2 separate regions of the Homo sapiens genome follow, and region 2 is linked to region 1. Evidence: chromatin loops called from intact Hi-C (ENCODE). Cell type or tissue: heart left ventricle. All regions are shown on one strand. Links, peaks and the distances in the headings refer to the core of each region. The heading gives the core; the rest is flanking DNA. Region 1 holds the start of ZNF391 (zinc finger protein 391). Region 2 overlaps ZNF184 (zinc finger protein 184).

Region 1 (16,518 bases), core at 1,827-9,826:
CATCGCCTCTTAGATTTCTGAAATGCCTTTGAGGCCTTTTTCCTATTTTCTTGACTATTAGCACTTGGCTCATTTTTAGTTATGCAACTCTCTATAGCAAGTGGTTGCTCCATGGCCTGCTTGAATTTCTCTGCTGAAAAAGCTTTTTTTTTCTTTCCTCTGCAAATTTTCCAAACTTTTATGCTCTGCTTCCCCTTTAAATATAACTTCCAACTTTAAATCATTTCTTTGCTTCTACATCTGAGGACAGATAGACTGTTAGAAAGAGCCAGGCTACATCTTCCTTTGCTGCTTAAAAATTTCTTCTGCCAGATACCCTAAATCAACACTCTGAAGTGCAAACTTCCACAGATCCCTAGGGCAGGGGCACAAGGCAACCAAGTTCTTTGCTAAGGCATAACACACATGACCTTTGCTTTAGTTCCCAATAAGTTCCTCATTGCCATCTGAGACTTTGTCAGCCTGGACTTCACTGTCCATATCACTATCAGCATTTTTGTCACAAACATTTAACCAGTCTCTAAGAAATTCTAAACTTTCCCTCATCTTCCCATCTTCTGAGCCCTCCAAACTCTTCCACCCTCTGCCTGTTACCCAGTTCCAAAGTTCCTTTCACATTTTTAAGTATCTTTATAGCCAAGCCAGCTCCTCAGTACCAATTTGCTGTATTAGGCCATTCTTGCATTGCTATAAAGAAATACTTGAGGCTGGGTAATTTATAAAGAAAATAGGTTTAACTGGCTCACAGTTCTTCAGGCTGTACAACCATGGTGATGGCATCTGCTCAGCTTCTGGGGAGGCCTCAGGGAGCTTTTACTCATGGTGGAAGGCAAAGGGGGATTAGGCACATCACATGGCAAAAGCAGGAGAAGAGGTGGAGAGGTACCACACACTTTTACACAACCAGATCTCATGAGAACTTATGCATTATCACAAGAACAGCACCAAGCTCTGAGGTATCAATCTGTAAGATCCAATCACCTCATTGTCAGGGTTACAATACAACTTGAGATTTGGTGGAGACACATATTCAAGCCATATCATACTGTACAGTGCAAGAGTCTCAAAGTGTAGTTGTTTTTTCATTTCAAATAAGCTCATTATATATACAACTGTATTATGCATTAGATGTGTTTGTGCATGTGACACATATGATAGACACATACAAACTCCACTAGGGAAACTTTCTACCTAGAAAAAATGAAAAAAGAACTTGTGAAAGGAATCTAACTTGGAAGTAGTCTCCAGAAATGGTCTTTCTTTGGGCCTGCCTATTCTAAGAATTGTATGAATATTGACTCATTTATTGTTCACAATAACTCTGAGGGGAATTATTATTATTCCTGCAATACAAAAAAATAGTGTGAAGTACAGAGAAGTTAAGTAATTTGGCACAAGGCCAAGTAATAAATCCTAGATTCAAACTCATTATACTATACAGTATGTGTTGCTTCTCAACAGACAGGGAAAGAATGCCTGAATCACACTTTCTGTTTAGCGGCCTGTAAATGGCCAAGAAACTAAACTCCACTGATGTCAGAAGGTTATCAGCATGATCTTGACTTCAGAGTGCTGTAGGGGTATAGAGAGTGACTGCCTCCCAGACCCAGTCCCTGAAAGGCTGCAGTAAATCTCAGCCTCACTAACAGCCCTATCTATGTAACCGATGGAGTAAAGTCTCTGGCTTTGGCTCATACCTATAATCCCAGCACTTTGGGAGGCCGAGGTAGGCAGATCACCTGAGGTCAGGAGTTCGAGACTAGCCCAACATGGTGAAACCCCATCTCTAATACAAATATAAAAATTAGCCAGTCATGGTGGCACACACCTGTAGTGCCAGATACTCAGGAGGCTGAGGCAGAAGAATTGCTTGAACCTGGGAGGTAGAGGTTGCAGTGAGCCAAGACTGTACCACTGCACTCTGGCCTGGGCGACAGAGCAAGACTCCATCATCTCAAAAAAAATAAAATCAATAAAGTCTCTGGCCTCCACTGAAGTGCAAGTGGCATCCTCAGCACAATTCAGGGAAACATCAGATAGAGGCCCAGAGCTATAGGCACTGACTAGGTAATCTGGATTTTGGTTATAGCTCCATTGGTAGCTATATAGAAACCAGGGAAAAATAAACAATCTGGTTTTATGTCTCCTCACCTGCAAAATGAAGATGCTGGACTTGATTGGTCCAAAGCTATCGGATACCTAGTAGTTTAACTTTAGATCCCAAACTTTGAGGCACATAGCCATCTGCTTAGACTAAGGGGAGAGAACTAGAATGAATCTACTCTTTTTCAAATCCTCGGAGACATGTAAGATCTCAAGGTCCGTGTTTCAGATGAAACCATTCAAGAAATAGGCCAAAAAAAAGCCTGTGTTCATTAATCATCTAATGATGAATTAGAGTGAGGGAGTGTTGAAGATATTAAGGACAGTCAACAGGCAAATGAAGAATAGTCCCCTTGGCAAAATTTGGCAGACTCATCTAAGAACGGAAGTTCCTTTAAAAGAGAAATAAATGTGTCTCTGGTTGGTATGATGAAACACACGTTCAGAAAAGAGGGAAGAATACTTAACTCATGTGGAATATGGATCTTATGGAGAGGTAGACAGTTGCCTTTCCATCTTCTGCCTCCTCTTGGTTTTATTTTTAATGAAAGGCAGAAATGGGCAAAGGTCATAGTCCAAGGCATCCAGAACCTCTGTCTAGTAATGTCCACATCTAGCCTGTTGAATGCAACCCTAAGGATTAAGAAGTAATGATTGGGAGGCCAAGACAGGTGGATCACCTGAGGTCAGGATTTCAAGACCAGCCTGGCCAACATGGGGAAACCCTGTCTCAACTAAAAATACAAAAAAATTAGCTGGGCGTGGTGGTGGGCACCTGTAATCCCAGCTACTTCAGGAGGCTGAGGCAGGAGAATCGCTTGAACCCAGCAGGCGGAGGTTGCAGTGAGCCAAGATAGTACCATTGCACTCCAGCCTGAGCGACAAGAGCGAAACTCTGTCTCAAAAAAAAAAAAAAAAAAAAGTACAATGAATGCCCCAAAGTAATCCCATCTCCTCTCAGATATAAAGAAAATGACAATGGACAGTTATGTCTGGGTTTCAAGTTCATCTTTTATGATAAAAGACAGATCTGAGCCAATTCCAAACTTTCTCTAAACCCTTTAGGTGATCCAGCCTCTTTGACGTTCTCTTCATATGGGGTATGAGTTCAAAGACACTATGGCACTAGTCCCCTTACTTCTTCCTGAGGGTCAAAATAGAAGACAGATGACACTGCTTACAGCTGCACTTCCTTGGTCAAGTCACTTTTCTGAAAAATCTCGTCCCACATTATAAAACACCATTACTAGCATGTGCTTGTCTTTTCTTACAAAACTTTCATCAATACTGCAAGTTAAACTATGGCAAAACATTTACAATAAAGAATATCATATATAGTATAAGGGAGATGATGCTATTGCTGTGCTCATCTCACATCAATGAATTTGAAAACTGTGATGGTGTATGTTTAAGGAAAGATGCTGTCAGAGGATTTATGAGTCTCCCTTCAGCAGCTGCTGCTCTAGAGCATGGAGAGATGCATTCTTTTTCCTGGCTTTGGAGGATGTATGTAAGATGGGAAAAGGAAGTCTAGCGGATGTGACAAAAGTTTCAGGGATAGCCCCCAAACATATTTCAGAGATGCTAGGAGGTTAGGGCTATACCTTTATCCAGAGTCCATCCAAGGGATTCCTCCACCATAATGTGGAAAGTTGCCTCTCCTTTTCTCCTTTCTTCCTCATACTTTCATTATTTGAGTCACCTTACTGCTCTCTGGATACTGTATCCCTACAAAATCATTATTCTCTTAAGTGGTCACAACATGCTGCAGCCCTAGCCAACCTGGTGGTTTGCTATTCCTTTATGTGACTCAAACTTTTTAGCACTAACAGCGCTGGCCACCACAGTTACCCTAATTATCTAAAATTCTTTTGACATTGCTTGTCTCTCCTATAATCAATTCCTGATCCAGGGATAATTCTCCTTTATTTTCTACCCCCTTCAGAAGGAAGAAGGTTTTGAAGGGTCAGGAATAGGGCTTCTCTGGGTGCTTTGTTTTGTGGCACTAGGTTGATTGCTTCCTGGAGCCTTTGCCAATCCACAAAGCAATCAGCAGAACTGCCTGGGCAGCCTCAGTTTAATCACAGAATAGAGAAAATCTTGTCCTACCAAAGGTGATCTTCAGGTAACAATGTTCCCAGATATTGGCTCAAAGCACAAACTCACACATAAAGCACAAACTCAATGATCCACAGTAACTGTCAATACACCCACAACAAATAATTAACAACTACTTTATTCAAGTACCAACCTTCATCATCAGAAACATAAACTAAGGACTGGCACTCAAGCAAGTACTTCTCTTTTTTGGGGGGGAGGGGCGCGGAGTTTCACTCTTGTTGCCTACGCTGGAGTGCAGTGGCGTGGTCTCTGCTCGCTCCAACCTCTGCCTCCCGGGTACAAGTGATTCTCCTGCCTCAGCCTCCCGAGTAGCAGGGATTACAGGCGCGCGCCACCACTCCCACCTAATTTTTGTATTTTTAGTAGAGAACGGGTTTCACCGTATTGGCCAGGCTGGTCTCGACCTCAGGTGATCCGCCCGCCTTGGCCTCCCAAAGTGCTGGGATTACAGGCGTGAGCCACTGCGCCCGGCCAAGCAAGTACTTCATCTCTGTGTGCCTCAATTTCCTTATCTGTAACATGGGCATAATAATAGTACATTACTTCATAGGGTTGATGCAAGGATTAAATGAGTTAATGCAGGTAAAAACTCTTGGAGCAGTGCCTGCACTCAGTAAGCACCTGGGAAACACCCCAGTACCGAAGACCTCCCTCGCCCAGCTAGAGGGGAAGCAGGGAGCAACCCTGCTCTTTTTCATCTCCCAGGGATACACCCGGGGAAAACCACTGGCTGTCACTGCCGCAGAGGGACTAGGCTGGCCCGCCAGTGAGACGAGCGCTGGGGGCTTCATGACCCCACGCCACGCGGCGTCCCAACCGTGGAGGTGCCTCCTGACCCGACCTGCAGCCAAACCACACGCGACCCTTTCGCCCGTTTCCTTCGAAGAACCCGTGTTTCCGCTTTCCAGAACCTCTAAGAGCACCCACCTTGGTCCCGGGGCCCTGTAAGCCTCACTCACCGGCCGCCTCCGGCCGAGTACCCCCGACACACCCCGGGCGGGTCCCGCACTTGGAGCGGAACCTGAGTGCGCTGGGCTTGGGGAAGTCGGAAGGATTAAAGAGAAACCCATGCGTCGAACCGCTGCTCCAACGCCCATCAGGTTCCCTAAGATCACAGGCACTCTTCCACTCAGACTGCTGCTGATCATGCTCTGCTCGGTATGCGGGACCAGTCATTGTCTGGGCAGTCGCCTGGACCTAAGTCTCCTGACGCGGACGACCAGTTGCAAAACAGAGACCACACTGAGACTGAGCAACGTATCAGCAGCGGTCGCAGCTCTGCGCTTGCGCCTGAGAGCCAGCTACAGCAGGGCTGTGCTGGGATTCACTTTCGTGGAAGGTTTTGCAAAGCCCCTCCCCTGGTATGCGAGAGGCTGAGAGGTTGGCGCTAGAGGCAAGAGGAAGGGGGTCTGCGAGAGGTGCCGAAGACCACCTTAATACACTGCAAAGTATAGCCTAGACCGGTGGTTCACAGAGTTTTAAATAGCGTACACAAATAAATCACCAAGTGAGCTTGTTAAAATACAGCTTCACAAGATTTACACTCCGAGATTGACTCGTTGGCCCGGAACATTGCATTTTCAAGGGGCACCCCAGATGATTCTGATGCAAGTGGTCTCTCCAGCCTGTCTGGAGAAACTGGCTCCGTTGCACAATCTAGTTGCTTAAATACTGTTAAATGCAAGACATGTCTCAAATTTCACCAAAAGAAAAAAATGAATAAAATCAGGACACTACCCTAATCTAGTAGATTTTTTAAAATTCCAGATAATTTTAATATAAGGTAATGAAGTTGCACAATGTGCCCTGGGAGTTCAGAGCAGGGGAAACTTATGGAACGAGGGACACTGGAGTGGTTTGACTAATGGAAGATTTAATGGAAAACATAAAGGAGGGCAACCTTACAAATAGTTGAGGAACTAGAAGAGTGGAAAGCATGTGCAAAACTGCAGGTCTGATACATGACAGCTGTGCACAAGTACCATAGAAACATCAAGTAAGTATAAAGCATGAGCCATGAAGTACAAAGGAGCAGGATCCAAATTATAAAGCTGGAAAGAATTAGATAAAGTCTAATTTTATCATTTCCTATTTTTAAAAATTAAAAACACTTTCAAACTGTGGTAAACTATGCACAACATTAAAGTTACCATTTTAAAGTCATACAGTAAAGTTTTTAGCGTATTCACAACAGCACCGTCACTATCTAATTCTAGAACATTTTCGTCATCCCTAAAGATGCCCATTGAGCAGTCTCTATTCCCTGCTCCCCACAGTCCCTGGTAACCTTTATTTTACACTATGTTTCTATGAATTTGCCTGTTCTAGATATGCCATATAAGTAAAATAATACAATATTTGTCTATTTATGTCTGGATTATTTTTAATTAGCATAAAGTTTTCAAGGTTCATTCATACTGCAGCATGTATCCTTCATGCCTTTTAATGGCTAAATAATATTCCTTCGTGTATATGTGTGTGTTTATACACAAACAGTGTATAAATATACATACATAATATTTTGTTTATCCATTAATCTCTTGTTGAACACTTGGGTGGTTCCTGCCTTTTGGCCATTGTGAATAATGCTGCTGTGAACATTGGTGTACAAGTATCTGAGTCACTGTTTTCAATTCTTTGGGTATACACCTAGGCATTGAATTGCTATATCATATGGTAACTCTGCAATCAGCTTTCTAGAGGAACCATCAAACTGTTTTCCATAATGGCTGCATCGTTTTACATTCCCATCAGCAGTGCAGGAGGGTTCTAGTTCTCCACATCTTTGCTAACACTTGTTAACTTCTGTTTTGTTGTAGTTGTAGTATTATAACCATCATAATGGGTATAAGCTTTATCTCATTGTGGCTTTAATTTGCATTTCCCTAATGGCTAGTGATGTTGAGCATCTTGTCATGTACTTATTTGTGTGTCTTCTTTGGAGAAATGTCTGTTCAAATCCTTTGCCTATTTTTGAATTAGGTTTTGTTGTGTTGCATGAGTTTTTGTATATTCCAGATATTCTTCTTCAGATATGATTTGCAAATATTTTCTCCCAGTCTGTGAAGTTTTTCTCTCTTTTGATAGTGTCCTTTGATGCATAAAACTTTTTAATTTTGATGAAGCTCCATTTATTTATTTTTATCACCTGTGCAATACTTGAAAATTACATTGTCTAATAAAGATTTTTATGTTTTCTGCTAAGAGTTTTATAGTTTTGCTTCTTAAATTTAGGTCCTTGATCCATTTTGGGTTAATTTTTGTAGATGGTGTAAATACTACAACTTTATTATTTTGCATTTGGATATCCAGTTTTCCCAGCACCATTTGTTGAAAATACTGTCCATTTCCCATTGAATGGTCTTGGCACTTGTTGAAAATCAATCAATCAACCGTATATGTGAGGTTTATTTCTGGGCTCTCTTTTCTATTTTATTGGTCTATATTCCTATTCTTATTCCAGCACCACACTCTTTAGGTTACTGTAGGCTTGTGTAAAGTTTTGAAATTATGAAGTATGTGTCTTTAAACTTTATTCTTTTCTCCAAGGTTTTCATTGGTTATTCAGGGTAATTTGATTTTCCATGTGAATTTTAGGATGGGATTTTCTATTTCTGCAAACAAATGTTGAAATTTTTATAAGGAATACATTGAATCTGTATATCAAATTGTATTATCATCTTATCAGTAGTTAGTCTTCCAACCCATGAACATGGGATGTCTTTCCAATTATTTAGGTCTTCTTTAATTTCTTTAAGCAATTGCAGTATTCAGCATACAGGTCTTTCACTTCCTTGGTTAAATTTATTCCTAGGTATTTTTATGCTATTTCTAATATGTATATATTCATTGCCATAAATTCCCCCTAAGCACTGCTTTCACAGCATTCTATAAATTTTGATAAGTTGTGTTTTCATTTTCATGTAGTTTGAAGTATCTTTTAATTGCTCTTGGCATTTCTTCTTTGACCCATGTATTATTTAGAAGTGTATTGCTTAATCTCCAAGTATGTGGGAGATTTTCCAATGATCTTTCTGTTATTGATTTCTAGTTAACTCTAATGTCATCTGAGATAAATCATTGTATGATTTCTATTCTTTTAAATTTGTTAAGTTATGTTTTACAGCCCAGAACATGGTCTATATTGATTAATGTTCCATGTGAGTTTGAGAAGAAAGAGTATTCTGCTGTTCTTGGATGAAGTCTATAGATGGCCATTATATCTAGTTGATTGATGATGTTGTTGATTTCAACTATATCCTTACTGATTTTCTGCTTCCTGGATCTGCCCATTTCTGATAAAGAATTTTTGAGATTTCTGTGATAGTAGATGCATCTCTTCCTTCTTGAAGTTCTATCAGTTTTTGCCTCATGTATTTTGAAAGTCTGTTTTTAGGTGCATACATATTAAGGATTATGTCTTCTTAGAGAACCCTTTTCTCATTACATAATTCCCTTTTTTATCCCTGATAGCTCTCCTTGCTTTGAAGTCTGCTCTGTCTGAAATTAATGTAGCTACTTCTGCTTTCTTTTGATTAGTGTTAGTATGGTATAACTTTATTGATTTACTTTTAATCTATATGTATCTTTATCTTTAAAGTGAGTTTCTTGTAGACAACATATATTATTTCTTCACAATCTCTGCCTTAAAATGGTGCATTTAGACCACTGATGTTGAAAGTATTATTGATATAGTTGGATTAATATCTACTACGCTTAACTGTTTTCTATTTGTTGCCTTTGTTCTTGTTCTTATTTTTGTCTACCACTTTTTCTGACTTTTTTTGTTTTAATTGAACCCTTTATATGATTTTATTTTTCTTTTTTATTAGCATATTAGTTACACTTCTTTTTTCTAAGTGGTTAATCTAGAGTTTGCAATATATATTTACAACTAATCTGAGTCCACTCTCAAATAACACTATAAAGCTTCATGGGTAGTATGGCAAGTACCTTATAATAAAAAAAATCTTTTTTTTTTTTTTTGAGATGGAGTCTCACTCTTGTTGCCCAGGTTGGAGTGCAGTGGCGCGATCTTGGCTCACTGCAACCTCCACCTCCCGTGTTCAGGCTTCTCCTACCTCAGCCTCCTAAGTAGCTGAGATTACAGGCACCCGCCAACATGCCCGGCTAATTTTTGTACTTTTAGTAGAGATGGGGTTTTGCCATGTTGGCCAGGCTGGTCTCGAACTCCTGACCTCAGGTGGTCTGCCTGCCTCGGCCTCCCAAAGTGCTGGGATTACAGGCATGAGCCACAGCACCTGGCCAATAACAAAATAATTCTAATTTTTTCTTTCTGTTCCTTGGTTCATTGCTGTCACTCATTTTGCACATACAGAAGAATACATAACAGTGTGTGTATATGTAATTGAATATATATATCATTGAGTAAATACATTATTGTTATTATTTTGAGCAAACTTTTAGGTCAATTAAAAATTGGCTGTAGTACATCAACTAACAATAAGAAAAATGCTTTTATTTTACCTTTACTTATTCATTCTCTCTCTCTCTCTCTCTTTTTTTTTTTTTTTTTTTTGAGATAGAGTCTCACTCTGTTGCCCAGGCTGGAGTGCAGTGGTGTGATCTTGGCTCACTGCAACCTTCACTTCCCAGGTTCAAGCAATTCTTGTGCCTCTGCCTCCTGAGTAGCTGGGATTACAGGCATGTACCACCAAACCAGGCTAATTTTTGTATTTTTAGTAGAGACAGGGTTTCACCATGTTGGCCAGGCTGGTCTCGAACTCCTGGCCTCAAGTGATCTGCCCACCTCAGCCTCCCAAAGTGCTGGGATTACAGGCTTGAGCCACCACACCCAGCCCATGTTCTTTATGTATATATATTTCCAAGTTTTAACTTCTGTTATTGTCCTTCTCCCTAAAGAAGTTATATTAACATTTCATGCAAGACAAGTCTACTGGCAACAAATTCCTTAAACTTTTGTTTCTCTGAGAGAGTCTTTATTTTTCCTCAACTTTTGAAGGATGATTTTTCCAGAGTATAGAATTCTAATAGGTGGTTTTTAATCTCTAAACATTTAAATATTTCACTCCACTCTCTTCTTGTTTGCATGGTTTCTGAGAAGTCAGATGTAAATCTTATCTTTACTCCTCTATATATAAGCTGTTTTTTCCCCTGTATGACTTCTTCCAGGATTTTTCTTTAATTTCGATTTTCTGTAGCTTAAAAATGTTATCCCTAGGTGTTCTGGACTAAATGTTTGTGTCTCCCCAAAATTTATAAGTTGAAACCCTACCCCTCAATGTGATATTATTAGGAGATGAGGCCTTTAGGAAGTAACTAGGATTAGATGAGGCCATGTGGGTGGGGCCCTCATTAATAGGATTAGTGCCCTTATAAGAGTCATGAGAGAGCTTATTTCCTTTCTCTGCTCTCCACTATGTGAAGATACAAGAGTTTGGCAGTCTGCAACCCAGAAGAGGGCCCTCACCCAAATCCAAATATGTTGTCACCCTGATCTCAGACTTTCAGAACCCAGAGGTATAAGAAATAAATTTCTTTTGTTAATAAGGCACCTTGTCTATGAGAATTTGTTATAGTGACTCAAATTGACCAAGCCACTAGGTGTAGTTTTTTGGGCATTTATTTTGCTCAGTGTTCTCTAAGCCACTTTGATCTGTGGTTTGATATCTGACATTAATTTGGGAGAATTCTCAGTCATTACTGTTTCAAATATTTTTACTCTTTCTTTATTCCTTCCTTCCCCACCCCCTGTCTTTGTCTCTCTCGGTGTCTTTCTTCTTTTTTTGGTATTCCTATTATACATATGTTATACTTTTTGTAGTTGTCCCAGTCCTTAAATATTCTCTTTTTTCAGAATTTGTTCTCTTTGCTTTTCAATTTTGTGTTTTGGTTTTTTTTTGAGACAGGGTCTGGCTCTGTTGCCCAGGCTGGAATACAGTGGCACAATCTCGGCTCGGTGCAACCTCTGCTTCCTGTGTTCAAGCGCTTCTCCTGCCTCAGCCTCCTGAGTAGCTGGGACTACAGGCATGCACCACCATGCCCAGCTAATTTTTGTATTTTTGGTAGAGATGGGGTTTTACCATGTTGGCCAGGCTGGTCTTGACCTCCTGACCCCAAGTGATCTGCCCACCTTGGCCTCCCAAAGTGCTGGGATTACAAGTATGAGCCACCGTGCTCAGCCTGCTTTTCAATTTTGATGCTTTCTATTGGGATAAACAGCAAGATCAGAGATTCTTTTTTTCCGCCATGTCTAGTCTACCAATAAGGCCATCAAAATCATTTTCATTTCTGTTGCAGTGCTTTTGATCTCTAGCATTTCTTTCTGGTTCTTATAATTTATATCTCTGTGCTAACATTACCTATCTATTCTTGTATGGTGTCTACTTTACCCATCAGAGACTTCAGCATCTTAATCATCTTAATCATCATTGTTTCAAATTTCTGGTATGAGAATTCTAACATCCCCACCATATGTGAGTCTGGTTCCGATGCTTGTTCTTCCTCTTCAAACTGTCTGTGTGTATTTGTATTTGTTTTGTTTCATTTTGTGCCTTTTTCGTATTTTCTTGTATTTTCTTGATATATGGAAATGCTGTGCTGAGTAAAAGAACTGCTGTAAATAGACCACTTTTTAAAAACTTCTGTATTTATTTATTTATTTTTTGAGACGGAGTTTCCCTCTTGTTGCCCAGGCTGGAGTGCAATGGCGCTGTCTCAGCTCACTGCAACCTCCGCCTCCCGGGTTCAAGCGATTCTCCTGTCTCAGCCTCCTATAGTGATAAATCAGCCTCCTAGGCAGCTGGGATTACTGGCGCCCATCACTACACCCGGCTGATTTTTGGTATTTTTAGCAGAGACGGGGTTTCACCATGTTGGCCAGGTTCCTCTCGAACTCCTGATCTCAGGTGATCTGCTTGCCTTGGCCTCCCAAAGTCTGGGATTACAGGCGTGAGCCAACGCAGCCGGCCTTTTTTTTTTTTTTTTGAGATGGAGTCTTGCTCTGTTGCCCAGGCTGGAGTGCAGCGGCCCCGATCTCGGCTCGCTGCAACCTCCGCCTTCCAGGTTCAAGCAATTCTCCTGCCTCAGCCTCCCGAGTAGCTGGGATTACAGGCACATGCCACCACAGCCTGGCTAATTTTTGTATTTTTAGTAGAGACAAGGTTTCACCATGTTGGCCAGGCTGGTCTCAAACTTCTGACCTCAGGTGATCTGCCTGTCTTGGCCTCCTAAAGTGATGGGACTACAGGTGTGAGCCACCACGCCCTGCCTAAAACTTTTTTTGAGACAGAGTTTTGCTCTGTCACTCAGGCTGCAGGGCAGTGGCACGGTCATGGCTCACTGCAGCCTCCTCCTCCTGGGTCAAGCAATCCTCCCACCTCAGCCTCCTAAGTAGCTAGTGAGAGGTGACAGCATGCTGGCAGTCCTCACAGCCCTCGCTCGCTCTCGGCGCCTCCTCTGCCTGGGCTCCCACTTTGGCGGCACTTGAGGAGCCCTTCAGCCCGCCGCTGCACTGTGGGAGCCCCTTTCTGGGCTGGCCAAGGCCGGAGCCGGCTCCCTCAGCTTGCGGGTAGGTGTGGAGGGAGAAGCGCGAGCGGGAACTGGGGCTGCGCGCGGTGCTTGGGGGCCAGCTGGAGTTCCGGTTGGGCGTGGGCTTGGTGGGCCCCGCACTCGGAGCACCTGCCGGCCCCGGGCAATGAGGGGCTTAGCACCCGGGCCAGCGGCTGCGGAAGGTGTACTGGGTCCCCCAGCAGTGCTAGCCCACCGGCGCTGCGCTCGATTTCTCGCCGGGCCTTAGCTGCCTTCCCGCGGCGCAGGCCTCGGGACCTGCAGCCCACCATGCCTGAGCCTCCCACCCCCTCCGTGGGCTCCTGTGCGGCCCAAGCCTCCCCGATGAGCGCCGCCCCCTGCTCCACGGTGCCCAGTCCCATCAACCACCCAAGGGCTGAAGAGTGTGGGCGCACGGCGCGGGACTGGCAGGCAGCTCCACTTGCAGCCCTGGTGCGGGATCCACTGGATGAAGCCAGCTGGGCCCCTGAGTCTGGTGGGGACGTGGAGAACCTTTATGTCTAGCTCAGGGATTGTAAATACACCAATGGGCACTCTGTATCTAACTCAAGGTTTGTAAACATACCAATCAGCACCCTGTGTCTAGCTCAGGGTTTGTGAATGCACCAATCGACACTCTGTATCTAGCTACTCAGGTGGGGCCTTGGAGAACCTTTGTGTCAACCCTCTGTATCTAGCTAATCTGGTGGGGACGTGGAGAACCTTTGTGTCAACCCTCTGTATCTAGCTAATCTGGTGGGGACGTGGAGAACCTTTGTGTCTAGCTCAGGGATTGCAAACGCACCAAAAAGCGCCCTGTCAAAACAGACCACTTGGCTCTACCAATCAGCAGGATGTGGGTGGGGCCAGATAACAGAATAAAAGCAGGCTGCCCGAGCCAGCAGTGGCAACCCCTTCCACACTGTAGAAGTTTGTTGTTTCACTGTTTGCATTAAATCTTGTTGCTCACTCTTTGGGTCCATACTGTCTTTGTGAGCTACAAAACTCACCGCGAAGGTCTGCAGCTTCACTCTTGAAGCCAGCGAGACCACGAACCCACCGGGAGAAACGAACAACTCTAGACGTGCTGCCTTAAGAGCTGTAATACTCACCGCGAAGGTCTGCAGCTTCACTCCTGAGCCGCCAGGCTATGCACCCACTAGAAGGAGGAAACTCCCAATTCATTGGAACATCAGAAGGAACAAACTCCAGGCACGCGGCCTGTAATACTCACCGCGAGTGTCCGCGGCTTCGTTCTTGAAGTCAGTGAGACCAAGAACCCACCAATTCCAGACACACTAGGACTATAGGCACATATCACTCTACCTGACTAATTTTTCTGCATGGACGAGATCTTACTATGTTGCCCAGACTGGTCTTTAACTCCTGGGCTCAAGCAACCATCCCTATGCCTTTAGAAATGTGGTATCAAGGTATAGGGGAAGGGGAAGCATTCTATAGTTCTCTGAGTAGGTCTCAGTCTTTTGGTCAAGACTATATCTCTGGATTGGGAACTTCACACCTTTCTCAGTTTCCCCTACCCCCTTTGGTGGGACAGGATGACTAGAGTGGGTTAGAGTTGGGTATTTCCTTTCTTCCATGTGGGAGGCTAGAGATGACTGAAGTTGGGTATTTCCATTTCCTAAGGTCTGTTAGGCCCTGATAAAAGCCCAGCAGGTTAGGCTCTGGTTAAATAGATTGTTTTTGAGGGCTGACCTTGTTGAGAAGTACAGAATGCTGTGGCATATTTCAAAATGGTTCCTTTTCTCATTCCCTCTGCTAGAAGCATGAGAGGAATTTTCTCTGATACTCATTTTGCTGAATTCCTGGAGGTAAAACTCACAAAAGTATGGGGGGGGGTCCCCTGGTGACTGGGTTCTCCTGGAGTTTTTTAATCGTAGTTATTCACATTAAGTGAGATCATGTCATTTTAAAAGACTGACTGGGCTTTAGATTAAAAGGTAAGATAAGGATAAATCAGTTTCCTTGAGATACCTACAACATAGGAGGAAGAGAAATGACCTAAATATGGTAGAACTGGAAAACTTGATTTATTCTGCTTTCCCATCACAAAAAATACTGTGCTCTTCCCTTTATATTTATTTTTGTTTAGTTTTAGGTGACTGTTAATCAGTGTAAGTTCAAGTCTAACAAAGTATACTCCAAATTATATGGCACTGCAACAAGTGTAACACCACCAAACAGACATAGCAATAATATACTGAAATTATTTCTCTCTACTTTAGGTGACAATAAATGGAAAATACAAATAAAATTTACAGTGACAATAAATGGAAAATACAAATAAAATTTCATTTCATCTATTGTTGGGTTAATGACCTTGTAGTTTTAGCACAGCTGTAACAACTGGCATGTGAAGCAGTTTGAGTATGTAAAGGTCAGTAATGCTGGTTTTCATTTGCAAAATCAGTTGTTACAAATACCAAGAGCAAGGGTTCAAATAAACTACAACATAAATTTTCATTGTAGAATCTATGATTCATATGAATATAGAGAGAGGAATATACACTTTTTTTTTTTTTAGAGACAGAGTTGTGCTCTTGTCACCCAGGCTAGAGTGCAGTGGCACAGTTATAGCTCACTGCACCTTCAAACCCATAGGCTAAAGAGATCCTTCCAAATAGCTGGGACCATAGGCACATGCCACCATGCACAGCTTCAAATACATTTTTAATAAAAATGTTCTTATTTGATATACTTAATAGGAAATCACTAAAATGTTATATACAGGAATATTGACTGTCAGGCCTCTGAGCCCAAGCTAAGCCATCGCATCCCCTGTGACCTGCACGTATACATGCAGATGGCCTGAAGTAACTGAAGAATCACAAAAGAAGTGATATTTAAATGGCCTGTTCCTGCCTTAACTGACGGCATTCCACCACAAAAGAAGTGAAAATAGCCGGTCCTTGCCTTAACTGATGACATTACCTTGTGAAATTCCTTCTCCTGGCTCATCCTGGCTCAAAAATCTCCCCCACTGAGCACCTTGTGACCCCCACCCCTGCTCACCAGAGAACAATCCCCCTTTGACTGTAATTTTCCTTTACCTACCCAAATCTTATAAAACGGCCCCACCCCTATCTCCCTTCGCTGACTCTCTTTTTGGACTCAGCCCACCTGCACCCAGGTGATTTAAAAAGCTTTATTGCTCACACAAAGCCTGTTTAGTGGTCTCTTCACACTGACGTGAGTGAAATTGACTAAAAAGGGGTGCCAGGGAACTTTATGGGAAGAAACAAATGTTCTATATGATGACTGGGGGTGGTTTTTACTCAGGAACATATATTCGTTAAAACCCACCTGTATACTTCAAAGTTATACATCAATTAAAATATTTGGAAACAAGTTATATAAATAGACCATTCAATATTATTTCTTCTTCAGATTATGCAATATTTTTCTTTAAAACATGTACACAGTCTTGTGAAGTTTGTAAATCTATAGGATCCAGATCCAAATTCAGTAGCATTTATTTTTCTCTATATATGTAAACACACACACAAATATACATATACACGTTACACACACATATATGTGTATATATATTTTTCCATCTCTTGCTGCATCATTGAAGGTTGTGAACTTAAAGCAGGAACCACTGAATTTCTTCTTGGACTAAGATAGCTATTAAACACTGCGAACCCAGAAAATCTGAGACAGGTCTCAGTTAATTTAGAAAATTTTTTTCCAAGGTTGAGGATGTGCCAGTGGCACAGTCTCAGGAAGTCCTGATGACATGTA
Region 2 (16,518 bases), core at 4,416-12,415, 67 kb before region 1:
TAAAATCAAGTTTGGAAAATAATCAGCTGTTATTTCCTCAAAAATGATTTCTGGTCCCCTCTCATCTTTCGCCTCCTGCCCCAGTACTCCAATCACACATAAAGCAGGCAACTTAAAGTTCTCCTAGAGCTCCCCAAGGCTCTTTTTTTAAAATTATTTTTTTCTTTTATTTTGAATAGCTTTGATTTCTGTGTCTTTGAAGTTACTAATCTCTCTTCTTCAAAGCTTACTCTTCTGTTAATACTAACTGGTGAATTTTTTTAAATCTCAAAACATTCTCATTTTCAGCTCTAAGAAGTTCCATTTAGTTTTTTTTTTTTCTTTATTATTATTATACTTTAAGTTTTAGGGTACATGTGCACAATGTGCAGGTTTGTTACATATGTATACATGTGCCATGTTGGTGTGCTGCACCCATTAACTCGTCATTTAGCATTAGGTATATCCCCTAATGCTGTCCCTCCCCCCTCCCCCCACCCCACAACAGTCCCCGGAGTGTGATGTTCCCCTTCCTGTGTCCATGTGTTCTCTCTTTTTTTTTTTTTTTAAATGTCTTTCATATCTCTGCCTAACGTTTTGAACATTTTGAACATATGGAATACAGTCATAAAAACTTTTGATGTTCTTGTCTGTTAACTCTAACGTCTCTTCTGGGTTGGTTTCAGTTGATTGACTTTTCTCTTTATTATGGGTTATATTTTCCTGCTTCTCTGCATTGCCTGATAATTTTTTTTTTTTTTTGAGACAGAGTCTCACTCTGTCGCCCAGGCTGGAGTGCAGTGGCACAATCTCAGCTCACTGCAACCTCTGCCTCCTGGGTTCAAGCGGTTCTCCTGCCTCAGCCTCCTGAGTAGCTGGGATTACAGGCGCTCACCACCATGACTGGCTAATTTTTTTGCACTTTTAGTAGAGACAGCGTTTTGCCATGTTGGTCAGGCTGGTCTCAAACTCCTGACCTCATGATCTGCCTGCCTAGGCCTCCCAAAGTGCTGGGATTACAGGTGTGAGCCACTGTGCCCAGCTGCCTGATAGTCTTTGATTGGATGCCACACACTGAATTTTACCTTATTGGGTTCTGAATATTTTTATATTCATATAAAATATTCTTGGCCAGGCGCAGTGGCTCACACCCGTAATCCCAGCACTTTGGGAGGCCAAGGCGGGTGGATCACGAGGTCAGCAGATCGAGATCATTCTGGCTAACACAGTGAAACCCCGTCTCTACTAAAAATACAAAAAAATTAGCCGGGTGTGGTGGCGGGCACCTGCGGTCCCAGATACTCGGGAGGCTGAGGCAGCAGAATGGCGTGAACCTGGGAGGTAGAGCTTGCAGTGAGCCGAGATCACGCCACTGCACTCCAGGCTGCGCAACAGAGAGAAACTCCGCCTCAAAAAAAAAAAATTCTTGAACCTTATTCTGGGATGCAGTTAAGTTACTGGAAACAGTGTGTTCCTTTCAGGCCTTTTAAGATTTGTTAAGTGGGCCCAGAACAGCATTTAGTCTCAGCCTATTTATTCCTGACCATAGAGGCAGGACCATTGAGTATTCTACCCAATGCCTCATGAATTATGAAGTTTTCCATTTTGGCTAATGTATTTCTAACCCTTTTTGAGTGCTGGTTCTGGTCCCTTGACTCCTTTAGGTGATTCTTTCACTGGCCTCAGATAGTCTCATCACACCCATGCACAGATTGGTACTTTTCTGAATACTCAAGAGGGAACCTCTGCAGTTTTCCTTGCTTCTCTCTTTGTGTAGCTCTCTCCGCTCCAGTACTGTGTCTTGTGAACTCTAGTCACCTTGATTTTCCCAAACTCTCAGCTCTATCTCTTGAGTTCCAGAAATCTGCTGGGCTCCTCCTAGGTTCCACCTCCCTACACCAGTGTTTGGAAACTCTCAAGGCAGTAAGCTAGAGCAATTGTAGGGCTCACCTCATTTGTTTCCTGATTCTCAGGGATCACTTTTCTTTGCTACCTGAGGTTCAGTGTGATGGAGACTTTTGTTTCATTTTGTCTGGAATGTATTGTTTATTTCATGTAGGAGAGTAAATCCAATTATTGTTAATTCCATCTTGGCCACAGCTTGATTCTATTGACATTTGTATTTTAAACTGTAAGCATTGTTAGGGCTGATCTAGTGTAGCCTTACTCTAGGGCTGTGTTTCAGGGACCCATGACCACGCTTTAGTTCAGTGATTTGTTGGAATGATTCATATGACTCAGTAGCATAAATCATGGCTAACAAATATTACAGCAAAGCATACAAAAGAGGATCAGAAGGAAAAGGGTATTCATAATCAGAGTCCAGAGAAATCAGGTACAGGCTTCTGAGTCCTCCCTCTGTGATGATTATACAGATACACTTTCTCTGTTACTGTGAGCCACAGAAACATGAAGAATGTCTACCCAGGGAATCCTGCTTGAGTCTTGGAGTCCGAATTCATAAAGGTTGCTGATCACATTGGCCTTTACCTGCCATATGACCAGCTATAGTTTAGACCCCACACTCGGCACCTGGTACACTCATAAATTTCCGTGTTTCTTTAAACGATGTTGACAGTTTGGTACATCTTGTCCCAGTGCACTGGGCACACAGAATAACGTCATTAATCAGTGACTAGGCACACAGAATTATGTCGATAATTAGTGACCATGGAAATGTTCAAAGGTTTAGTTTTCAGAACTTGTTCAAGGATCAGAACCAAGGATCTAGGCATCCCTGGAATTTAGCAAGGAATGAGCCAACCAGACCTGCTGCTTATATTCTTTCTTCACAGTCTAGACTTGCCCTGCTCCTAAAGTGTCCTGGAACTGTTTGTGGGGGCCGACTGTGCACATAACTTCTCAACTCTATTCAGTTATGTCATGTTGGTAACTTTGCATTGCCCATGGAGATTGTATTTACACCAGATTTGTGGTATTCCTTTTCTCTGCAGCTCCCTCCTCTCCAGTATCTATCCTGCAAATTCCCTGCCTCAGTAGTTCTGAACTTTCAACTTTGTCTCCTCAGCTCAGTAAGACCACTGCTTTGGTAGAGCTCTGCCTCCCTGCTCTGCAGTCTGGACAGTGCCTCAGGCAAAAAGTTAAGGGGATTCTGGGGCTCATGTTAGTGTTTCCCTTCTCTCCGTATCACTTCTGTCCTGCCTGCTGTTCAAAATATGAAAACACTTGTTTCAGATATATTGTTCAGTTTTATTTATATTGGAAGAGCTAGTCCAGTTGCTTTGTCATGGTTAGAGGGAAAAGTCCTAATGATTTAATATATTTATAGTTTTTAAACAAAGTTATTGCTCTCTCACTTAGTTTTAAATACATAGCAATAAAAAAAGCAGGAAGTTGCCTGCATTGCCTATAGGTCCCACTACCCAGTCCCACCAATAGTATTTGGTTGAGTATTCTTTTAGATTTTTTTCTGTTCATTTACATATAAACGTTCTTCCTATTCATAAAAAGAAAAGTAGGATTATACCCTAGAGTTCAGTGGTATGATCATAGGTCACTGCAACCTCGAACTTCTGGGTGGAAGCAATCCTCCCACCTCAGCTTCCTGAGGAGCTGGGACTACAGGTGCGTGCCACCACGCCCAGCTTATTTCTATTTTTATCTTTAGTGCCGATGAGGTCTCACTGTGTTGCGCAGGCTGGTCTTGAACTCTTGGGCTCAAGCAGTCCTCCCACCTTGGCCTCCCACAGTGTTGAGATTGCAGGTGTGAGCCACCATGCCTGTCCTCTTGTGTACATATTTTCTAATGAGTACGTATAGATATACATCATTTGATAACTATCTATATAAAGTGTTTTAGTATGGGTGTACTATATATTTTTTAACCACTATCCTATTAATGGGCATGTAAGTTTGATTTTTTTTCCTTCCACACAAATGATGTTGAAATGGCAATTGTACATATGTCTTTGTACCTAGAAGTGTTTCTGAATAATAAATTCCTAGAAGTAGGAAGACCAGATCAAATGGTGTATCCATTAAAGTTTTGATAGATCTTGTCAGATTGCCCCCCAGATAGATTGCATTTGGGTTCTGTTTCCACCATAGGACACATGAGCACTTTAGCAGTGTTACCCAGTCTGATATTTTACTGTTTAACTATATTTTTAGGGGAGGGGAGCATCTTTTCATGGTTTCACATTTTCCTCGGTGACTTGCCTATTTGGGTTGTTGGCCTTTATTGTTGCTATTGTTGTGGGTAGTTGATCTTTTTTTTTTCCCTTAATTTTTAGTTGACATGTAATAATTGTACATATCCATGGGATACAGAGTGATATTTTGGTACGTGAATACAATGTGTAATGATAAAATCAGGATAATTAGCATATCCATCACCTTGAACATTTATCACTTCTTTGTGTTGTGAATATTCCGAATCCTCTCTTCTACTTTCTTGTAATTATACACTAAATTATTGTTAACCATATTCACGCTATAGTGCTATAGACACTGGAACTTATTCCTTCCATCTACCTGTAACTTTGTAACTGTTAGCCAGTCTTTCCCTAGCCTTCCCTCCTCTACCCTTCCCAGCCTCTAGTAAGCACAATTCTACTCTCTATGAGCTCGTTTTGTTTTTGTTTGCTCCTACATGTGAATGAGAACATGCGATATTTATCTTTCTGTGCCTGGCATATTTCACTTAACATAATGTCCTGCAGGTACATCCATGTTACCACTAATGACAAGATTTTATTCTTTTTTAAAATGGCTGAATGGTATTCCCTTGTGTATATATACCACATTTTCTTTATCCATTCGTCTGTTGATGGACATTTAGGTTGATTCTATATCTTAGCTGTTGTCAGTAAAGCCATAGCAAACATGGGGATGCATGTGTCTCTTTGGTATACTGATTTCCTTCACTTTGGATAAATACCCATTAGCGGGATTGCTGGATCATATGGTAGTTCCATATTTAGTTTTTTTGAGACAGTGCCAAACTGTTTTCCATAATGGTTGTACTAATTTACATTCCCACCAGTGTTGTATCCTTGCCAGCATTTGTTATTTTTTTTTTTGTCTTTTTGACTAACTGGGGTGAGATGATATCTTATTATGGTTTTGATTTGCATTTAGTGATATTGAGCATTTTTTCATATATTTGGGTGTTTATATGTCTTCTTTTGAGAAATGCCTATTCAGATACTTCACCCACTTTTTAATGGTATTATTTATTTTTTTGCTGTTGATTTGAGTATATTCTGGATATTAGTCCCTTGTGAGATGAATAGTTTGCAAATATTTTTGCCCCTTCTGCAGGTTGTCTTGAACTCTGTAGATTGTTTTTTTTTTTTTTTTTTTTTTTTTACTGTGCAGAAGCTTTTTAAATTGCCTTTTGTTTATGATGTCTTATAGATGTTTTACATTGTTATGTGGTTATATCTATCGATCTCTCTCTCCATCATGTAAATTTTGCCTTCCAGATTTCAAGCTTATACAAATATTTTCCTGTTTTTTATTCTATTTTATTTTGACTTTTTCTTTACGATTTCATCTTTAGGTTGGCAGGAATTTTTGTGTGTGTTGTGAAGTAAGGATCTCACCTTAATTTTTTTTTCATAGACAGTCGTTTGTTATGGCATGATTTAGTGACTAATCCATCTTAACTAATTTCACTTTTAACTTACTTTTAATTTAACTAACTTTTAACCAATTTGAAAGCTGCTTAATGCCTTTTAACTCTTATAAATATGAATCTGTTTCTGGATTTTCTATTTTATTTCATTTTGTTTTATTCCAGACTAGGCCATTTTTAAATTACTTTATCTTTTGAAATGTATTAGGGCAAGTCTTTCCACCTCTCTTTTTCAAAAAACCTTTGGGTGCTCTTGCACATTGTAGGTAGTAAAAAATATTGATGATAATAGTTAAACCATTAATACTTAGCGGACCTTGGAACACAGAGATGATGATGGTAATGATGACGATGAAGGACAACAACAATGGCCATATTGACTGAGCACTTATTATATGCCAGACGTTAAATTAAGCATTTCACATGGAATGTTTTATTTAATTCTCACAATAACCCAATGGATGAGGCACTGTTTTTACATTTATTTCATAAAGGAGAAAATGTCAAGATTATTTTGCAGACATCCTATAGACTGCCTTACTTCTGTCAGTATTGCTAACTTTACCCCTTTCCTAAGTAAATGCTTATGGCTAAGCAGAAATATGTTTGGTATTTCAGGAAGCGGTGACTTTCAAGGATGTGATAGTGGACTTTACCCAGGAAGAATGGAAACAGCTGGACCCTGGCCAGAGAGATTTGTTCAGGGATGTGACATTGGAAAATTATACACACCTGGTCTCTATAGGTAAGGATAATTTCTCTGAGTTAATATCAAGGGGTGTGCAGGAGGAGGGTTCTCTCTTGTGCTCAGGGGAGTTTGCCTTTAAGTTTAGTAACCAACCATTTCTAAATTTCTAGTTTTTGAAAAGGTTTCTACCATCCTAGCAAGCAGAGGGACAAAATAATAATTTTCCTGAACCCCGATCAGTTCCCAAATTATACTCCCACCATGTCTGGGAACTGGTAACACTAAAGCTTGATATGCTATCCACTCCCATCAGGTTTTTACTACATATCATTTCTTCTAAAGACAAAGTGGTGATTGAATTCTGATATGGTACTTTCCCCTTACTGCAGGTTTCTTTCTTTTTTTCCCTAATGAACAGGACTCCAAGTTTCTAAACCTGATGTGATTTCCCAGTTAGAGCAAGGGACAGAGCCATGGATCATGGAGCCAAGCATTCCAGTAGGTACCTGTGCAGGTAAGTCATGGATGCCAGCAGATGAATATCATTAACTCCGACTGTCAGCCTGATAAGAGAGGATTTTATGTCTGAAGTGTAGATGTACTTTCTTCCCTTTAAAGTATTTCCTGTGGAGAAATGGGAAAACATCTGTTTTCTGGACTTTCTTATGCTTTGTTATGTCACTAATTGTTGCAATATATATTCTATGTTATGCCCCTTTTTGAGGAGATGTCCTTCCTACCTTTCTATGAAATCCACCTCTCGAACTGGACTCTGAATTACATCTCTTTCTACTTCCTTTAGGACCATGATCTCATAATTATCACCGTACTTTTCAGTCCTTACAATTTTTTATTTTGGATCTACGGGCTCCATTCCCAGTACTTTTAAATAGAAATACATAACCTATATTTCCAAATAGATTTACTCCACAATATGAATCTTTATGGCCACCATTCAGTTTATCTTTTCTTTCCCAAGCAAACTCAACAAAAATGAATTCCATAACTGCAGGCTTCGTTTCTTTATCACCTAATTCTTACCTAGTAACATGTATAGCTTCTGATTTTTTTTTTCTTTTTTTGAAACAAAGTCTCATTCTGTTGCCCAGGCTGTAGTGCAGTGGCGTAATCTTGGCTCACTGCAGCTTCTGCTTCCCAGGCTTGAGTAATCCTCCCACCTCAGTCTCCCGAGTAGCTGGAACTACAGGTGCACGCCACCATGCCTGGCTAATTTTTGTATTTTTAGTGGAGACACGGTTTCGCCATGTTGCCCAGGCTGGTCTTGAACTCCTGGGCTCAAGTGATCTACCCGCCTCAGCGTCTCAAAGTGCTGCAATTACAGGTGTGAGCCACTGCACCTAGCTAGCTTCTGATTTTATCACTTCATCATACAGTTTTTGAAATTATGAATAACTTTCTTCTAAATCATCAGTTTCCAAACTGCATGAAGTAACCTAAGGATCTGACCCTGGAAAAACAAACAAACCTAGTCATTCTAGGTAAGCGATACGTCTCTAGAGTTAATGGGATGTAGGTGAGGTTCTTCTTTACGGGGGAAAAATGTATGCCATGTTCAAACTTTAGCAAGTTTCTAACTGGAGTACCACTCAGAGATTTTTTTTTTAAATAGGCAGTTAGGTGTTATGAATGCTCAACAGGGTTGCATAGAATGTAACATCTCCCAACCCCCGCCCTGCCTCCAACAATGAATACTTTTTTTTCATATCACATCTGTAAAATCTTTCTCTTAGAATGGTTTCATGGAACATACTTTAGAAAGCTTAATTAAAAAAAAGAAGAAGAACTTTAATAACTGGGGCTTATGGTTAGTTAACTTTTGGAAAAAGCAAGTTGTCAAGTTTTATTACAAATTAAAAATGAAATTTTACTTGACCAGATAGAAAACCATTTTAAACCATTAAAATGTACATTGAAAAACTTAGGCTTTTCAAAAACTACTTTTTACCAGAAAGATTTATTTAGGCAAAAATAATAACCCCCACCCCCATGTTGCATAGATAATTTTTATAGTTCCACTTACCTGGTCAGTGAACAGAAGGCAAGCACTTGAGATATTTAGCTCCATTCTTTTGGTTACTTTTTATTGCTGGAATTTGACCTGATGATGATAGTCTTGGTAAATCAGCCCTCAAGTCTATCTTTATCAGCATCTAGAATAGATTTATTCTTAGCTGGTGAGTTGGCTGCTTTTGTCTTTATAAAAATGTCGTATAGTTTTGTAGATATCTTTACAGCTAGTGATATTGTGACAGTACCTATGTTGAGTTTGGCCACTAGCCCTGGGCCTAGTCTACCTAATTTCCCTCATCCTCTTTATTGCCATCTTCTCGGAGCTGTCTTGATGATCTTGACCCTCAGGATCATGATCTATAACCCTGATATGTATCTGTCTCACTGGTCTATCTTGTTTTCTTGTCCCCTGGTTGTCAACACCCTCGATTACTTCTCCACACATGGGACATCAGAATAGTATAGTCAATGTCTGTAGACTTTGTTTGTAGTAAAGGGAGAATTGCTTCTGCAATAGGGATGGTATTTTTCAATCTGGTCTTTGGGAACTTTCTCCATCCCTTCATTTTTTGCCCTGCCCCTTATATTCTAGTAATTCTGTTGGTTATTGAGTAGAGGACATGACAATATAGATAACATTGGCCATGGCCTGTTTCATGTTGCCTTTGAGTGGAACTCCAACCAGGGTTGGAGATCTGCCACTTCCATGCACTGTTCTTTAACAGCATCAGACTCCATGGTCTCCATATCTTTCATTGTGAAGTACTTCCAGAGGTATTCTTTATGGCTACCTGCTTTGCAAACATACCTTCCTTGGTGTCATTTCTGTTGATGAAAACATATTTATTTCTTGAACAATCGGCTGTTTCCAAACCCTGTATTGTATTGATGTCGTCCCTCCTGTAGAAATTCTACTGCTGTGAGGCTGCCTACACTAATACGTGCTGTGCTGTTACCTGTAGTGCCAGGTGTGGAGGGGATGCTAGGCAGCTCTGAGGTCTGCCGCACTGCTCATGCTTGCGGTGATAGTGGTAGTGGTAGTGATAGTGACTGGGCTTGCAATATGGGAAAGATTCAGGATCCTCTGGGGTCTGCTGTAAACTCCTGATACCATTGAATCTGTTCTTTAAGAATATTGCCAGCATTGACTACCCTGCTTCTTTTAGTTGTCATCTCTTTTGTTTTGGGCAACAGTTTACTTCCTGATTATGTACTTTCCTGGTTATGTTTCTTCTGTTGTTTTATGTGTTTGCTGATAAACTGCTTTCTTTCATTGGTATATTTTATTAATTCTGTTACCCTGACTATTCTCAAGGATCTTCCCTCTGCCTCTGCTCTTTTTCACATATATTTCTAAGGCTTTAGCTATTCTTGTCCTTCTTTTTTTGAGCTGATACTTTCCATCCTACATTTGAACATCCTTGTTATTCTGATGTTGGCATCTTTCACTTCCACAAACGCTACTATAGTCCAGCTCTCCATTTCTTTTCTTAATTCTCAAAATGCCTAGACTTGAACTTGTTAGTTTCTCCCTGCTAAATTATTTCTCTACTATTTACAACTCTTCCCATATCTAGCAATGATGTGATTATTTCTTCAGTGTTCCAGGCTGAAACACATGGGGTCTTAGCTAATAAATCTTTCCTGTTTGTTCTGTCTTTAAATCATGGTTCTTGGATTTTTTGTTTTGTTGTTTATTAGCAAGGAATCCCAATTCAAACTGCCCCCTTCAGATTCAGTTCATCTCTGTCTACTCTTAGCCATCTCTGTTGTCACCTTTTTAGTCAACTATTACCTTAAATGTATTTCCTTACTGGTTCTTGAAGATTATCTATGAAATTGAATTAGACATTCTTTTGCCACTTTCGTATTTTATTTATAATTCTCCTTAGCTCCTTCCAACTTTCTCCCCAAATAATATGGCTATATATTTGAAAACCATTAGAATTTTCTGAGAGATTTATTTTTCAGTATCATTATATTATTCCCACAATAGCAGTTTATTTTTTCTCTATTCAGAGAACACTGGAATTTTCTTTTTCTTTTAGACTGGGAGACAAGACTTGAAAATAGTGTGTCAGCCCCAGAGCCTGACATTTCTGAAGAAGAGCTATCTCCAGAGGTAATAGTGGAAAAACACAAAAGAGATGATTCTTGGAGTTCCAACTTGCTAGAAAGTTGGGAATATGAAGGCAGTTTAGAGAGACAGCAGGCAAACCAACAGACACTGCCAAAGGAAATAAAGGTAACCGAAAAGACAATACCCAGTTGGGAAAAAGGCCCTGTAAATAATGAATTTGGGAAAAGTGTCAATGTGAGTTCAAACCTTGTAACACAAGAACCATCTCCAGAAGAGACCTCTACTAAAAGAAGCATCAAACAGAATTCAAACCCAGTTAAAAAAGAGAAATCTTGTAAGTGCAATGAATGTGGGAAAGCCTTTAGTTATTGTTCAGCTCTTATTCGCCATCAGAGAACACATACTGGAGAAAAACCCTACAAATGTAATGAATGTGAAAAAGCCTTCAGCCGGAGTGAAAACCTTATAAACCATCAAAGAATTCATACTGGAGATAAACCATATAAATGTGATCAGTGTGGAAAAGGCTTCATTGAGGGTCCATCTCTTACTCAACATCAAAGAATTCATACTGGAGAAAAACCATATAAATGTGATGAATGTGGGAAAGCCTTTAGTCAGAGGACCCATCTTGTTCAGCATCAGAGAATTCATACTGGCGAGAAGCCATACACTTGTAATGAGTGTGGAAAAGCCTTTAGCCAGAGAGGCCACTTTATGGAACATCAGAAAATTCATACGGGAGAAAAACCTTTTAAATGTGATGAATGTGATAAAACCTTCACCAGGAGCACACACCTTACTCAACATCAAAAAATTCATACTGGAGAAAAAACCTATAAATGTAATGAATGTGGAAAGGCCTTCAACGGGCCCTCAACTTTTATCCGTCATCATATGATTCATACTGGTGAAAAACCGTACGAATGCAATGAATGTGGGAAAGCCTTCAGCCAGCACTCAAACCTCACTCAGCATCAAAAAACTCATACTGGGGAGAAACCCTATGATTGTGCAGAATGTGGAAAATCTTTTAGTTACTGGTCATCCCTTGCTCAACACCTGAAAATTCATACTGGAGAAAAACCTTACAAATGCAATGAATGTGGAAAGGCCTTCAGTTACTGCTCATCCCTTACTCAACATCGGAGAATTCACACGAGAGAAAAGCCCTTTGAATGCAGTGAATGTGGAAAGGCTTTCAGTTATCTCTCAAACCTTAATCAGCATCAGAAAACTCATACTCAAGAGAAAGCTTATGAATGTAAAGAATGTGGGAAAGCTTTTATTCGGAGTTCATCTCTTGCTAAGCATGAAAGAATTCATACTGGAGAGAAACCCTATCAGTGTCATGAATGTGGGAAAACCTTCAGTTATGGTTCATCCCTTATTCAGCATAGGAAGATCCATACTGGAGAACGACCTTACAAGTGTAATGAGTGTGGGAGAGCATTCAACCAGAACATACACCTTACACAGCATAAGAGAATTCATACAGGAGCCAAGCCTTATGAGTGTGCTGAGTGTGGTAAAGCCTTTCGACATTGTTCATCTCTTGCTCAACATCAAAAAACTCACACAGAAGAAAAACCCTACCAGTGTAATAAATGTGAAAAGACCTTTAGCCAGAGCTCCCATCTAACTCAGCATCAACGAATTCACACTGGGGAGAAGCCCTATAAGTGCAATGAATGTGACAAAGCCTTTAGCCGGAGCACTCATCTGACTGAACATCAGAATACTCATACTGGAGAGAAACCTTATAACTGTAATGAATGCAGAAAGACTTTTAGCCAGAGCACATATCTCATTCAGCACCAGAGAATTCATTCAGGAGAGAAGCCTTTTGGATGTAATGATTGTGGAAAATCCTTCAGATATCGCTCTGCTCTCAACAAACATCAGAGACTGCATCCTGGCATATGACAATTCTAGGAACATCATAAATTTAGGGGAGATATTTACTTTAGTTTGTCCTTTTGTTAAGTACTGAAGAATCAGAGTGGATTTAGAAACTGCCTTGAAATCTTTTAAATTTTCACTATCATGTTATGGAATGGAAAGTACATTGGGCTGAACTAATCCAATTGTTATTAAGCCACTCTGTGACATTAGAAAACTCTACTGTTTTAAGCTTTAGTTTCCTTTATGGAATGAAGGATTTGGAGTAGATTATTTCAAAGGTAGTTTGGAGTTTTATAATCAGTTTTGTATATTTACAATATTTTCTTGAATGGGTTTACTATACATCAGCATTTTGCTGTGTTGCATCTAGAATGTGTATGTTTATGCATGTTTTGCCAATAGAATTTGTGCTTCAGTAACTAGATCGGGGATCTAGTATGCTCCTGGTCTAATGCATTTACATTGTTTAGGTAACTGGTTCCTAATAAAAAGAATTATAAAATACCCTCAAATTAACAATTCAATTGCATATAATAGCCTAACTCAGTAAGAATATTAAAACTTACTATTATTCTTCTTCTAGTCTGTTTTTAATATTCTAGGAGTTTACCACAACTATAGAATTCCACTTCTACAACTTAAACTGGTGTTATTTTACCCTGGTTGCATATTGGAGTCACCTGGTGTCTTAATTTGTGCTGTTATGTTAAATTACAATAGACTAGGTATCTTAAACAATAGAAATTTGTTTAAAGCTGGAAGAGGCTGGGAAGTCCAAGATCAAGGTACTAGCAGATCCAGTGTCAGATGAAGGCCCATTTCCGTTTGCAGACACCTCTCTTCTTCTTGTGTTCCTACATGGTGCTAAGCAGAGACAGAGCAACCTCTCATATCTCTTTATAAGACTACTAATCCCATTGGTGAGGGCTCTACCCTTATGACCTAATCACCTCCCAAAGGCCCCCCTCCTAATACCATCACATTGCAGATTAGGCTTTCAACATAGAAATTTGGAGAGAACATATTAAGTCCATAACACCTGGAGAACCCTATAAAATTATCTTGCCAAGGCCCTACAACTCCAGAGACTAATTGCCTTAGGAGATAGGACCCAGGCATAAGTGTTTTTTCTTAAATTCCTAATGTGTACACTGGAAAGAAAAATTGGCTTGTATTTGTTTTGACAGTCAGTGAGATTACAGAAGTTCACATGATCCTGGTTTTTGTATCTCCTTTTTGTGTTTCTCAAAAACATCTCTACTAGCTATTCCAGACCACATTCCTGTTTCCCAAAGCAGGTGGATTTACAATTGCTCCTTTTGCTCAGACATATCTATCTAACTACACTTTGGTGAACTAAGTCACATATTTACCATTTTTTCTCCTTACCTCTATTTTAAGAGCAGAGGGAGGAAGTTATTTTAAACCATTTCTTGGTCTTTTTTTTCTTGATTGTAATATACAAGTCATATATGCCATAAACATCTAGTATAATACCAACATTAGTTTCTTAATATTTACCATACTGAGAGAGTAGAGCAAAGTTAAAATCTTTTTTTTTTCTTTAATTTAAGAGACAGGGTCTTGCTCTGTCACCCAGGCTGGAGTGCAGTAGCATGATTATAACTTACTGCAGCCTCAAACTGGGCTTAAAGGATGCTCCTGCCTCAGCCTCCCAAGTAGCTGGAACTATAGGTGCATGCCACCATGCCTGGCTAATTGTTTTAAATTTCTGTAGAGATGGGGTCTGGCTATGTTGCCCAGGCTGGTCTCCAACTCCTGGCCTCAGGCAGTCCTCCTGCCTTGACCTCCCAAAGTGTTGGGATTACAGGTGTAGTCACCACCCTTGGCCCCAAATTAAAATCGAAGGGAGAATTGGCAGAAGTTATAAGTTTTTCCTTGAAGTTGTAATGAATCCAGAAAAATAACAGAGGGATTCCCTTACAGGTTTAACATTTGCTAACAAACTGACCAGAAATAAAAAGACCTCGGAAGTTATCAGTAAAGCCAGCCAGTTGTTTATGAGGCAAGGAATTGTCTACTATTAACAAAAAGTTCTAATACCTTCATGTGTAATTTATTTGGATGTTTCAATGTCCAAGATTGGGCATATAGAGACTAAGCATTTTCCTCTAGGTCCTAGATTGGCACTTTCCATGTCTGCCAGATTATAGATATTAAACCACTTGAGTAGTTTTTGCTAAATGACTGTGAGGGAAGCAGAAAAGAGAGAAAATGTCACGTAACTTAGTCATTCATCCTTAAACATTTAAGTCTTCATTAAAAATCATTCAACCACAGCCAATGCTTATGAGGTGGCTGAATTAATTATATTTGCAGGGGTTCAGAAATAGACAAAGCCAAATATTCTGTTGCAGAGCTCACATCCTATTATAAAGAAAGTTGTAAAATGCCAAGGGTGGTAAACATAGATAATAAAGCAGGGTGAAGGGCTTGGGCAAGACTTCCATCATGGGTTGTGGTGGTGCTATTGTAGACAGAATGGTTAGGAAATGCCTTTCTTGGGTTCACATGCTTGATATGGGGGAAAAAAAAAAAGGAAATGCATTTCTAATGACTTGTCATTGGAGCACACACTTGGAGGTGGTGAAGGAATGAACTAGGTAGATATCTGAGAGGATAACATTCCAGGCAGAGGTACTAGGAGCCACAAGTATCCTGAGATAGGAGCATTTGGCAGTTTCAGAAACACTGGCTGGATTGTAATAAGTGAGGGTAGGAGATGAGGTCAGAGAGAGAGCTGGGGGTGTAGTTCCTCAGGACTTTCTTGGCTATGGTAAGGATTTAGCATTCTATTCAGAATGAGATGGCAAGTCATTGGAGAGTGTCGGGCACAGATTTGAATTGTTTAAAAAGGGTCACTTGCTGTAATGTAGGGAATAAATTATAAAGCGTTAAGAGTACAGGCAGGAATTTAGTTGGAATGCTAGTAGTCCAGGTAAGATCGAATGGTGGCTTAAACAAAGATATTGTTGACAAAACGATGGGAAGTAGTTGGACTGAGGCTGTATTTTGAATGTACAGCAGGTAAGGTTTGCCTATGGGTTAGCTATAAAAGTGAGAGAGAAGTTAGGGTGGCTTTAAGGACTTCAGCCTTAGCAACTTGAAAGGATTTACCATGTACTGAGATAGAGAATACCAAGTATGCAGTAGGTTCACAGAGGGGATGAGGAATCAGAATTCAGTTTGGGAACTTTTTAACTTAATAAAAAACAAAAGAACACAAAATATAAATGTGCAAAGTGAATATATCTGTAAACTTATCATCTAGGTCAAGAAATGGAGCACTACTGGCATTCCAGTAATGCTATTTCACCCCTCAAATCACAGCCTTTTTCTTCTTCCCCAAAGGTGACTATTATCCTGAGTATTAATTCCAACAATTAGATATGGTGAGGGCCTTTGTGCTACATCATCTGATGGCAGAAGGCATCACATGGTGAGAAAGGGTGAAAGTGTGTGAGACAGAAAAAAGGGCCAGACACCCATGATAACTAAGTCACTCCTGTGATAATGGTATTAATCCCTTTATGAGGGCAAAGCCCTTATGACTTAATCAGCTTTTATTTGTTTTTTTGTTTGTTTTTTTGAGACAGAGTTTCACTCTTGTCACCCAGGCTGGAGTGCAATGGCATGATCTTGGCTCACTGCAGCCTCTGCTTCCTGGGTTCAAACGATTCTCCTGCCTCAGCCTCCCGAGTAGCTGGGATTACGGGCGCCTGCCACCATGCCCAGCTAATTTTTGTATTTATAGTAGAGACGGGGTTTCACCATGTTGGCCAGGCTGGTCTTGAACTCCTGACCTCAGGTGATCTGCCTGCCTCGGCCTCCCAAAGTGCCAGGATTACAGGCATGAGTCACTGTGCCCGGCCGACCTAATCACCTTTTAAAGGTCCCGCCTCTTAAAACCATCACAATGGCAATTAAATTTCAACATGAATTTTGGAGGAGACATTCAAACCATAGAATTTTGCCCCTGACCCTCAAAACTCATGTTCTTCTCACATAGAAAATACATTCATTCCATCCGAGTAGCCCCAAAATTCTTAATTCATTCCAGCACCAACTCCAAAGTCCAGAGTCTCATCTGAATCAGATGTGGGTTGTAGTCAAGGTATGATTTATCCTGAGGCAAATTCTCTCCATTCATGAGCCTGTGAAATCAAACAAGTTACCTATTTTCCAAAACCCAACAGGGAAAACATTAAGACTTTT

Evidence for each region. Peaks named below come from ENCODE experiments on the same cell type or tissue, not always from the same donor. Only the 100,000 strongest peaks of a DNase experiment are listed, where the experiment ranks them.
Region 2: it touches region 1 in a loop (2.2-fold over the local background); 9 of 110 quality-filtered maps call a loop at or near these places.

The regions. Positions count from the first base shown.
Region 1 is chr6:27,377,709-27,394,226 of GRCh38, reverse strand. It overlaps ZNF391 (zinc finger protein 391), which reads right to left and starts at 5,468. Exons shown (of 3, transcript NM_001076781.3): 1 at 5,152-5,468. RefSeq lists an enhancer at 15,395-15,923. In heart left ventricle, for the core only: no CTCF peak of the experiment used is centred there; DNase peaks (open chromatin) are centred at 5,186 and 5,496; H3K4me3 peaks cover 1,853 bases; H3K27ac peaks cover 794 bases.
Region 2 is chr6:27,447,088-27,463,605 of GRCh38, reverse strand. It overlaps ZNF184 (zinc finger protein 184), which reads left to right. Exons shown (of 6, transcript NM_001318891.2): 4 at 6,197-6,323; 5 at 6,685-6,780; 6 at 10,346-12,859. The coding sequence ends at 12,303. Among named protein-coding and RNA genes, the nearest start is that of ZNF184, 18 kb to the left of the region's middle. RefSeq lists silencers at 10,890-11,090, 11,650-11,850. In heart left ventricle, for the core only: no CTCF peak of the experiment used is centred there; no DNase peak of the experiment used is centred there.